Regions from separate parts of the Homo sapiens genome. Here region 1 is linked to region 2. Evidence: read pairs that join two places in POLR2A ChIA-PET (ENCODE). Cell type or tissue: CD4-positive, alpha-beta T cell. All regions are shown on one strand. Links, peaks and the distances in the headings refer to the core of each region. The heading gives the core; the rest is flanking DNA. Region 1 overlaps SH3TC1 (SH3 domain and tetratricopeptide repeats 1). Region 2 has its middle 15 kb from the start of LINC02482.

The links. ChIA-PET counts read pairs that join two places held together with the same protein. Peaks named below come from ENCODE experiments on the same cell type or tissue, not always from the same donor. Only the 100,000 strongest peaks of a DNase experiment are listed, where the experiment ranks them.
Region 1: POLR2A ChIA-PET joins it to region 2 with 5 read pairs; 1 of 35 experiments calls an interaction of 5 or more read pairs at or near these places.

Annotation. Positions count from the first base shown.
Region 1 is chr4:8,216,537-8,221,842 of GRCh38, forward strand. SH3TC1 (SH3 domain and tetratricopeptide repeats 1) reads left to right here. Exons shown (of 18, transcript NM_018986.5): 7 at 421-631; 8 at 1,735-1,811; 9 at 2,799-2,994. Among named protein-coding and RNA genes, the nearest start is that of SH3TC1, 20 kb to the left of the region's middle. In CD4-positive, alpha-beta T cell, for the core only: no CTCF peak of the experiment used is centred there; a DNase peak (open chromatin) is centred at 2,045; H3K27ac peaks cover 510 bases.
Region 2 is chr4:6,655,943-6,661,306 of GRCh38, forward strand. It overlaps the pseudogene LOC124900840. Among named protein-coding and RNA genes, the nearest start is that of LINC02482, 15 kb to the right of the region's middle. RefSeq lists a silencer at 2,842-3,001. In CD4-positive, alpha-beta T cell, for the core only: no CTCF peak of the experiment used is centred there; a DNase peak (open chromatin) is centred at 3,039; H3K4me3 peaks cover 1,031 bases; H3K27me3 peaks cover 345 bases.

The DNA.
Region 1 (5,306 bases), core at 1-5,000, 1.6 Mb after region 2:
GCTGCTGCCCTGGCCTTGTGGCTGGCCGCCGAGTCTGAGGAGGGGACATGAGGCTGTCTTTCCTACCCGACCACAGCAGGAGGGGGCCTGCCAGCAGTGGCTGGGGTCACTGGGGCAGTCCATGGAGAAGGGCCCTGGGGGTCCCACCTTTGGCTCCGCATCGCACAGTCAGGGAAACTGAGGCCCAGGGCGAGGGTCTGAGGCTGAGCCAGCCTCACACACCACATGGAGGCAGAGCTGGGACCTCGCCCTGGGCCCACCTCTCCTTCTGAGCCCCTTTGGGTCTCTGTGCCTGCAGACACTGGGGGGGCCGCTCCTGTGGGTGTTGCCTTCGTTGTCTGTCCGGCAGGGGTGTGGGGGGCAGGGCCACAGCTGCGCCCAGTCCGGCCACCCTCAGTGACCACCTCCATCCTTTTGAAGGGCCCTTCTTTGTCCTGTGTCCTGACCACCATGTGAGAGTGATGACGGGTCCCCGGGATGCAGGAAATGGCCCCCAGGCCCTCAGGCAGGCTTCGGGGGCACCCCAGGGAGAGGCGGCCCCGGAAACAGACTCTTCACCGCCGAGCCCCAGCGTGTCCTCCGAGGAGGTGGCAGTGGCGGCCGCCCCGGAGCCTTTGATTCCATTTCATCAGTAGGTACCGGCCTTTGCTGCTCTGAGAGCTGTTGGCCTCGCTGAGACTCCCAGGCCCGGGTCATCTGGAGGTCAAGGGGATGGACAGGGAATGGTGGGGGCCCCGGACAGACCTGGCCATGGCCTTGTTCTGCTGCTTCCCAGCTGTGTGGCCTCGGCAATTTGGCCCACCTCTCTGGGCCTCTGGCCTGCCAGCTGCATGATAGGCCAATGACATCCACTTGGCAGGGCTATCCTGGGGTTCGCTGGCACAGGAGATGTGGCATGAGCTCTCACCAGGCTCATCCGAAAAGCTTTTGAGGAAGCTACATAAAACATGCGTATCCAGAGTGAGAAGGCACACGGGACCCACAGATAGAGCCAGGGGATGTGAGGACAGGTGACATGCAAACTCCTGTTCACTTGCTGAAGCGGGGGGCATTAACTTGGGTTGGAGCTTCCTGGTAGCCAAAGCAAAGAGAGAACCTCAATCTCTTGATTTGCAGTGTCTCAAGTGACAGGCTGTGGCTTGGCTTCTCTCATTACTGAGACCCAAGAGGAGCTTCTCCTAAGAATCCTTCCTATGTGCTCTGGCCAGTGGTGTCCCAACAGGGGACACTGAGAGTGTTCTGCCATCTGGGAAAGAGGGATTGTCAGTCATCTAGTCCAGCTTCCTTTTTTTTCTGGCTGAAGGAACTGAGGCTGAGAGAGGAGTGATCTGTCCAGGTTATATGGCAAAGTCACAGTGGTACTAGGATTTGAATCCAGGCCTCCAGAGCCCCAGGCTGGGATCTCCCTCACCCCTCACTGTGTGGAGCTGGGGGAGGCAGGTGCTTTGGAGGTCTGCAGGGTTCCAGGCCCACAGGGGTGGCGGTGTTTCCAGGACACGGGCCCTAGGCTGAGGGGTGCGGGGCTCCCTGGGGGCAGTGCCACACGCACGGGGCCTGAAGGCCACACACCTGGGCAGGCATGTGTGTGTGTGTGTGTGTGCACGTGTGTGTGTTGGGGGAGGCGAGGGACCTGCTCAGGTTGCTGGGGGCTGCTGGCCTGTCCAGTCTCTGCACAGGATGTATCTGCCCCAAATCTGAAATCCCGCAGCAAAGACCTCCCTCTTCCGGCTCCAGGTGGGCTCTTAGGATCCCCCAGGACCCCATCGACGATGCCATGGGTGGCCCTGTGATGCCCGGCAACCCGCTGATGGGTAAGTGTTTCCATGGGCCTCTCTTTTTTGGGGAAATGTGTGTGCTAGGGAGCAGCACCAACATTTTGGAAGTTGCCCTACATCCTCCCTGAGCCAGAGAGATAGCTATCAGGTAGTGCAAGAGTAATTGTGGTTTTTGTTATTGCTTTCAATGGCAAAAACCGCAATTACTTTTGTACCAACCGAGTCTTCTCCAGCTTGTGAGGTCATAACTGACACTCAGGAAGCTCTGGGGGCTGGTGCAGCGTCATAGGATGCTCAGTGAAGCTGCACCAGGGCCCCCGGCCACTGTCTGCAAAGAGCTCCCAAACGCCACTTCTCAGACAGTGCAACCCAACAGTCTCAGAGTCTAGCCTTCTGTCACCATGGGAAACGCCTGGAAGGCCCTGGGCCGAGGTGGGCTGGCGCTGGCTGAATTTGCCACGTGCACTAACAGAGGACCGTGACCGCGTCCTCTTTATGAAAAGCTGGCACTGCCAGCAGCCCTTCTCCTTGGATGCCGGGTCCAGCGCTTTGTGCTCTGTGGCAAGCTGCCGGTGTCTGGATGGCCTGTGCACCTGTCAGAGCTGCCGGTGTCTGGGTGGCCTGTGCACCTGTCAGAGCTGCCGGTGTCTGGGTGGCCTGCGCACCTGTCAGGGGGACTAAAGCCCCATGCAGGAGCCGGGTGGGGAGTAGGTGGGGCCGGGGGTTGTGGCTGCAGAAGGAAAGGAGGAAAGAGCCTTGGCCTTGGAGGCTGATGGCCGAGGCTTATTTATCAACATCTCTGAGCCTCCATTTTTCTCATCTTCAACAGAGGGATAAAAACATCCCCTCTGAGGACCACGTAGACATTCCCTCCCTCATTGCGGAAACCAAGCTTTACTACGAACCTCCTAGTAACCAAAAGATGAATTCCCCATGGTTCAGGGTGGCTGGCATCGGCCCTGTCTGCCCGCTCTGGCCCCCATTTGGTCTCCCTGGCACTCACCATGTGGCTTTCTTCCGCAGCTGTGGGCCTGGCCTCGGCATTGGCAGACTTCCAGGGCTCGGGGCCCGAAGAGATGACCTTCCGAGGTGGCGACCTCATCGAGATCCTTGGGGCGCAGGTGCCCAGCCTGCCCTGGTGCGTGGGCCGACACGCAGCCTCGGGCCGGGTGGGGTTTGTGCGGAGCAGCCTCATCAGCATGCAGGGCCCCGTGTCCGAGTGAGTGGCTGGAGCCCCGCCCCTTTCCTGAACCCACCCCCATCTCACCTAAGGGGACGTTGCTGCGTCCACCTGGCTCCCCAGGTAACAAGCCTGAAAGTCACTGTGGACGATGCCTAGTCTCTTCCCTTGTCCTCAGGCTGCTGCCCCCTTGGCCCCAGTGCCTGACTCCAGGGTTCCCTGGCGTCCTTTCTCCGGGCTGCTGCAGGGAGAGCGTTCCCTCGAATGCACACCTGCCCATGTGCATCATCTTTCCGTGGCTACCGTGATAAGGCACTGCACGCCGGGGGCTTAAAGCAACAGAAATGTGCTTGTTCAGAGTTGTGGAGGCCAAAAGTCTAAAACCAAGGCCAGAAGGGCCACATTTTCTCTGGAGACTCTAGGGGAGGGTCCTTCTTGCCTCTTCCAGCTCCTGGTGGCCGTGGGCGTTCCTTGACCTGTGGCCACATCACTGCACTCTGCCGCCGTCTCCACGTGGCTGTCTTCCTCTGTGTGTCTTCCGTATTCTCTTCTTAAAAGGGTGCCCATCTCCTAGCACCCATCCAACTCCAATCTGACCTCATCTTAGCTGAACTAATTACATCTGCAAAGATCCTTTCTCCAAGAAAGCTTACCTTCTGAGGTTCCGGGAGACATGAATTGAGGGACACGATTTAATCCAGTACACACGTCGCTCTCCTCCGTTAAGCCCCAGGAAGCTTCTGGGCCCGACCTTGCAGGCCCCCATGGGCTGCACAGAGTACCTTGTGCCTTCCAAAACTGCTCTGGGTGACACGTGTGTCCTTCTGCCTGGGATGCCCCCTCTCCCTGAACCCCGTGTTCTCCTGGGGCCTTCCATCAGCCCCCGTGGCTCCTCTGGGGGGGGCACTCTTCTGGCCATACGCCTCTTCCTATGTGATTTACACGCCACCCATGACCTGCCTGCTCCCAGCCAGGGAACTCCAAGAGAAGAATTCCCTGGTCACTTCTGTGTTCTCACTGCCCAGTGCGAGCAGCAGCAGGGGGTCTTTGGAGAGGAGTCAGCTGTGCCCATCCTTTGATGGAATTCTGTTTCCCTGGCCTTGTCCTTGTTAAGACCTCAGTCAAGGAGCCCAGAGAATGTGGGTGCATGGAGAGGCCACCTTCTGGGTCATGTGATCCTGGTCCTGGCCCCACCAATGAGATGCTTGTCTTCAGTGGTCCTGTTCAATGTTTAGGGCTGCGACAGACCAACACCTCTCAGACCAGGTCTCAGAGGCCGTTTGTCACCATGCCTCATCAAGCCGTTCACTTGTTCCCCTCATGGAAAGGGTCCGTCTGCTCTGGTACCTCTGGCACCTGTGCATCAGAAGCAGCTGGAAGCTGGCCAGGCCATGCACTGATGGCAGGAGCTAGACCAGCAGTTCCCAAAGCATGTTCTCACACACTGCTCCATCATAGACTTCATCATGCCCTAAGGAGTGGGGAAAAGCTTTGTCCACATCCCTTGTGGGTGATCCCAGGGATTCCCAGCACAAACAAGGCATCTTTTTCCTGTTGAAATGCCTTTTCCACACTTACTTAACCTCCAGAATCCTCCACAACCCTGTTTGCTTTTGGCTGAGCTGGTGTTCCATGGGACACTCTTTGGGGATCCTTGGTCTAGCTGATCCCTACCATCTCCAAGGGAGACCACAAATTCTCAACAGGTCACTGGGGGCCGTGTGAAGTCAACATGTACTGAACTTACAAGGGGTCAGAGAAGAGCCAGGGAATGAGCTAGTTTGTTCCCTTCCTTTAACCCAGAAGGATGACGGGGCTGGGTGCCATTAGTCCTGTTCACAGCTGGAGAAATTCTGACTTCTCTCATTCACTCAACAAATGTTTGCTGAATATCTTTCCTATTCCAGACCCGGGGTTTTCATCTTTTATTTAGTGAACAACCTGGTAGCTCTTCTTTTTTTTTTTCTTTAACTTTATTTTTGACACAATTTCAGACTTAGAAGAAAGTTGCAAAAAGAGTATAACATTCCCACACGCCCTCACCCAGATTGCACAAATGTTAACATGTTATGACATTTGCTTTATTGCTTTCTCTCTTTCACTTCTATTTTTTTCTAAACACTTTGAGAGTAAGTTGCAAACATGATGTTCCTTTACCCCTAAATAATGCAGTATGTGGTTCCTAAAACCAGGACATCTGCTTACATAACTACAGTACAACTGTCGAAATCAGGAAATGAACGCAGATACAATGCCATTATCTACAGATCTTACTCAGATTTTGCCAGGAGCCACAATGATGGCCTTTGTAGACAATGACAATTTCAGACCACGTGTTCTATTCAGACGTC
Region 2 (5,364 bases), core at 167-5,166:
CTGCTACAACAAATTATCACAAATTAACAGCTCAAAATAACACACATTTATCATCATAGTCCTGAAGGTCAGAAGTCACGAATGGCTTAGAAGGTTTCTCTGCTCTAGGTCTCACAAGGCCAAAATCAAGGTGTTGGCTGGCTGGGCTCCTATCAGGAGGCTCCAGAGAGAAACCGCTTCTAAGTGCATTCAGGTTGCTGGCAGAATCCAGTTCCTTGTGGTTGCAGGCTGGGCTTCAGCTGGGGGCCACATTTAGCTCCTGGAGGCCTCCCTCCTGTCCTTTCATGTGGCCACCTGTGTCTCAAAACCAGCAGTGGTTTGTCAAATCCTCCTCATTGTCCAACCCCCCGCCCCGCCCCGCCCCAGCCACAAAGCTGTGAAGCTAGGGTCCAAACCCCCCACATCTCAGAGTCAGCACAGGCAGGACCAGTCATCTCCTGCTTGGAATAGCACGGATTTCTTCTGCCAAATCTCTCTTCTGCCTTCGTTTTCTATCTCTGACTCCAGCCTAGGAGCGTTTTTCACTTTAAGGACTCAGGATTAGGCTGGGCCTACCTGGATAATCCAGGCTATTCATTCTCCTTAAGACCCTTAACTTTAATTACATGAGCAAAATCCATTTTGCCATGTAATATGATATATTCGTAATTACAAAATATGTCATATAATTTATAACACAATCACAGGTTCCAGGGATTAGGATGTGGACTTCTATGGGGGTCACTCTGCCTGCCACACCTCCCTAGAGGTGATGGTACCCAACTCCACTAAGTTCAGGTGGTGGCACAGGCCAAGAGAGCTACCCTCAGGCTGATTGGCCCTCAGTCCCCCAGCCAGCAGGTTGTGAAGCCAGGGTCCGAATATTGGATGTAGTTCCCACACGACTCTGAATGCACTGTGTAGTCTAATGACTGTCATAGTAGCGATGCCACCTGCCTCTGCCTGGTGTTTTGGCAACTGTACAATGCACTGTCATGCCTTTTTTTCTCACTTCTCTCACAGTCACAGGGGCCTACCAGCTCCATTTCACCCCTAGAGAACTGAGTTTCCAATCAGGGGCACTTGTGCAAGCAGGGTCTCCCCAGTCTTTACCATTAGCCCGTTTGTGGGCCACAGACCAGGAATATAAACGTATCTTTTTTTTTTTTTTTTTAGACAAAGTCTCAGGCTAGTCACCCAGACTGGAGTGCAATGGCTGGATCTCAGCTCACTGCAACCTCCGCCTCCCGGGTTCAAGCGATTCTCCTGCCTCAGCCTCCCGAGTAGCTGGGACTACAGGCATGCGCCACCACCCCCAGCTAATTTGTGTACGTTTAGTAGAGACGGGGTTTCACCATGCTGGCCAGGCTAGTCTCAAACTCCGGACTTCAGGTGATCCGCCCACCTCGGCGTCCCAAAGTGCTGGGATTACAGGCCTGAGCCACCGTGCCCGGCCTTAACATATCTTCTACCCCCTCCAGACAGCATTCTTTAGGGTAAACAAAATGTACCGAGCCCCTGCTGGGCAGCCAACCCTGGCGGAGACGTGCGGACAGATTCTACCTTCAAAGAGCTGTCCTGGGAAATGCCACTGTTTGGTAACAATTTTGTTTCCAAAAACCTCGCCTGGCCTGTGTCGGGCCGGCGGAGACAAGCCAGCGGTTCCCTGGCGAGGCGGGGACGGTTTGAGGTGCAGCCGTGGGTTTCGTGGCCCTGGGTCACGGTATTCGGTGCAACCTTCCGTTTCTGGTGCAAAAATCACTCGCAACTGAGTGTTAAAACCCCAACCCTGGAATCCCTCTCAGACTCCACCCCAGAGCCCGCGCAGGCGAGGGCGCGTGGGGGAAGGGGGACGAGAGCGCGCCATGGCGCCTGCACGATACGGGACCCCGCCCGAAACCCCCGTGGGCGCGTGGCAACCTGGAGCTGCCGTGAAAGGAGCTTCGAGGAGGCCCCGCGGCGGCTGGCAGCGGGAAGGCCATTTGGGTGTGGCCTTCGCTGTTTCAGGGCTGAAAGTTTTAGAGTAAAATTTTATCTAAACTAAAAAGGAACTTCAAGAACTTGTCGCGGGTGACAGCGAGGTGTCCGCGCACGGCTGGTGGGTGCCCGGCTGGCCCGGGGCGGGAAGGGGCGGCGGCGCTGTGGCCTTGCGTTACCGTGAGGAGGGCCTTGAGTGGGTTGTCCTGGTCCTTGGCCTTTTGAACAAAGCATTGAACAAAACGCACAAACAAAGTAACAAAGGAATGAAACGCAGGAACAGAAGCAGGGAAAGCAGCAATTTCTTAAAGCGAGAAAGCACCCACAGGGTGGGAGCGGGCCCGAGCAAGCAGCTCAAGGGCCAGTTAGAAAGTTTTCTGGGCTTTAAGTACTTCATTTGAGGTTCTTACCAGCTACCTCTTATGTGGATGAAGGTTTTGGTTTGTGGCTAAAGGCTGGGGTGAACTGGCGCCCTATGCGGATGAAGGGACGGTCCCTGCATGGCTCTTGGCCACTCCAAGGCACGCTCCCTTTCCATCTGGGAGGAGGCTTGTAGGGAGAGTAGCCTTTGATGCTTTACTACTCCCAATGGGGAGATGGTGCTTTTCCTTTTGGTTTGGGAAGTTTGAGTTAATCAGCCTCAGATTCTCTGCCCCAGACCTTGGTGTTTTCCCTTGATTCAGCTTTAGGAAGTCAGCAGGAATCTGCCTTAAGTTCCCTACCTCCAGACCCTGTTCTCCTGCCTGACGTGGACACGGACCAGGCGAGAGCCCGCAAAGACCCAGGTGGCCCGGCGCCCCGCGTGGGCGGCGAGGACCTGGCCTCCCTGGAGTGCGAGCGTGCCCGGGCGCACTAGCGGGCCCGCAGGGAGCTGCTGGAGATCCAGAGCCTGCTCGACGCCATCAAGAGCGAGATGGAGGCGGAGGAGCAGGGCGCCCGGGCCCCAGCACCCAGCCCGCGCGCGGAGGCGGAGGATCTGGTGGCCAGGCTGTGCGCCGAGGCGGAGAGGAAGGCCGCGGAGGCGGCGCGGATGGGCAGGCGGATCGTGGAGCTGCACCAGCGGATCGCCGGCTGCGAGTGCTGCCGAGCCGGCGGGGCAGCGCGGGGTGGAGCTGAGACCGGCGGGGAGTTTCCCGCGTGGAAGGCGCTGGGCAGGCAGGGAGGGGTGCGTAGAGCCGTGCCACGCTCTCCGCCAAGGTATACTCTTTTTACGTAGGTAAAAGAAAATAATTTCATTTCTTAAAAAGAAAAAAAAAAGGAGAAACAGAAACCCAAAGACCTTTAGCAGTAGAACAATAAAGGGCATAGAGCTGCCATGTCGCTAAGGGGGTTAAACCATTTCTTCTATGCCGTAAAGCTAAATATCAGGCGGAGAACAAAATTTAAAAGTGTGTGAGTCGGGCGCTGTGTCTCATGCCTGTAATCCCAGCACTTTGGGAGGCTGAGGCAGGAGGATCACTTGAGCTCAGGAGTTCGACATCAGCCTTGACAACATAGTGAGACCTCTCTCTACCAAAAATAAAAAACAATTAGCCAGATGTGGTGGCACACACCTGTGGTCCCAGCTCCTTGGGAGGCTGAGGCAGGAGAATTGCTTGAACCCGGGAAGTCAAGGCTTCAGTGAGCTGTGTTCAGGTCACCGCACTCCAGCCTGGGCAGATTGAGTCACCGTCTGTAATTTAAAAAAAAAACAAAATACAGGCCGGGCGGGGTGGCTCATGCCTGTAATCCCAACACTTTGGAAGGCTGAGGCTGGTGGATCATCTGAGGCGAGGAGTTCAAGACCAGCTTGGCCAACATGGCGAAACCCCATCTCTACTAAAAATATAAAAATTAGCTGGGTGCGGTGGCGGGCGCCTGTAATCCCAACTACTTAGGAGGCTGAGGCAGGAGAATCGCTTGAACCCGGGAGACGGAGGTTGCAGTGAGCTGAGATCGTACCTGTGCACTCTGGCCTAGGTGACAGAGTGAGACTCTATCTCAAAAAAAAAAAAAAAATGTGTGAAACGTAAGGCCATTACTGAACATTTCTAAATTTTGCTGGGAATTTGGAGTGTTTTGCTTGCCCTTTTCTGCCAGAGGTGGCATTCTGCTGGCAGAATTGCAGTTTTCACCCCAGGACAGTGAATTCTGACTCAGAGTGTCAAAGATAAGGAAAGCCAGGAGACTAGTCAAAATGGTAAGGACAGATTTTATTCAGTAATGACTTGCAACAGGGAAGAGAGTCCAGCGTGAACTAAACTGAGCTTTGCCAAAGCAAAAGGCAGGAGACTTTTTCAAGGTTGGAGTGTGCTAGGGGAAAAGCACTGAAGGGTGAAAAAACAGGTTTGATCCACCTCTCTAGGCCATCTGGGTTTGCTAGTTAGTGCTTATCCAGAGGAGAAACAAAGTTCTCCTTTCTTAAATGGGAGAAGTGGTGTGTTGGAGCAAAGCTTCCACTGAAGATAGGTCCTCATCCTCCCACTGGGACTGGGAGGAAGAAGGAGGTTATCTCCTTACATGTTTGAGTTTCAAGGAGCCAAGGGAGAAAAGAAGAAGGAGGAGGCGGAGGAGGAGGAGGAGAAAGAAGAAGAAGGAGGAGGAGGAGAAGGAGGAGGCAGAGGAGGTGGAGGAGGAGGAGGAGAAAGAAGAAAGAGGAGAAGGAGGAGGAGAAGGAGGAGTAGGCAGAGGAGGAGGAGGAGGAGAAGGAGGAGGCGGAGGAGGAGTAAGCAGAGGAGGAGGCAGAGGAGGAGGAGGAGAAGGAGGAGGCGGAGGAGGAGTAGGCAGAGGAGGAGGAGGAGAAAGAAGAAGAAGGAGGAGAAGGATGAGGAGGAGGAGAAGGAGGAGGAGAAAGAAGGAGGAGGAGAAGGAGAAGGAAGAGAAGGAGAAGGAGGAGAAGGAAGAGAAGGAGGAGGAGGAGAAGGAGGAGGAGGAGATAGAAGAAGAAGGAGGAGGAGGAGGAGAAAGAATTTTTTTTTTTTTTGAGACGGAGTCTCACCCTGTTGCTAGGCTGGAGTGCAGTGGCGCAATCTCTGCTCATTGCAACCTCCTCCTCCTGGGTTCAAGCGATTCTCCTGCCTCAGTCTCCCGAGTAGGTGGGACCACAGGCATGCACCATCACGCCCAGCTAATTTTTGCCTTTTTAGTAGAGATGGGTTTTCACCATGTTAGCCAGCATGGTCTTGATCTCTTGACCTCATGATCCACCCACCTCGGCCTCCCAAAGTGCTGGGACTACAGGTGTGAGCCACCACGCCCAGCCGAAGAAGAAGAAATTTTCATCACGATTGTCTATTGATGAGATGGTTGGTCTTATTTTTTGTTTTTGGAATTTCTCAATAGTTTTAACTTTTCCTGCTTCTGTGCATTTTGCTATGTCACATGGGACCTAATCACTGTTGGACACTTTGGGACAAGCAGGAAACTTGT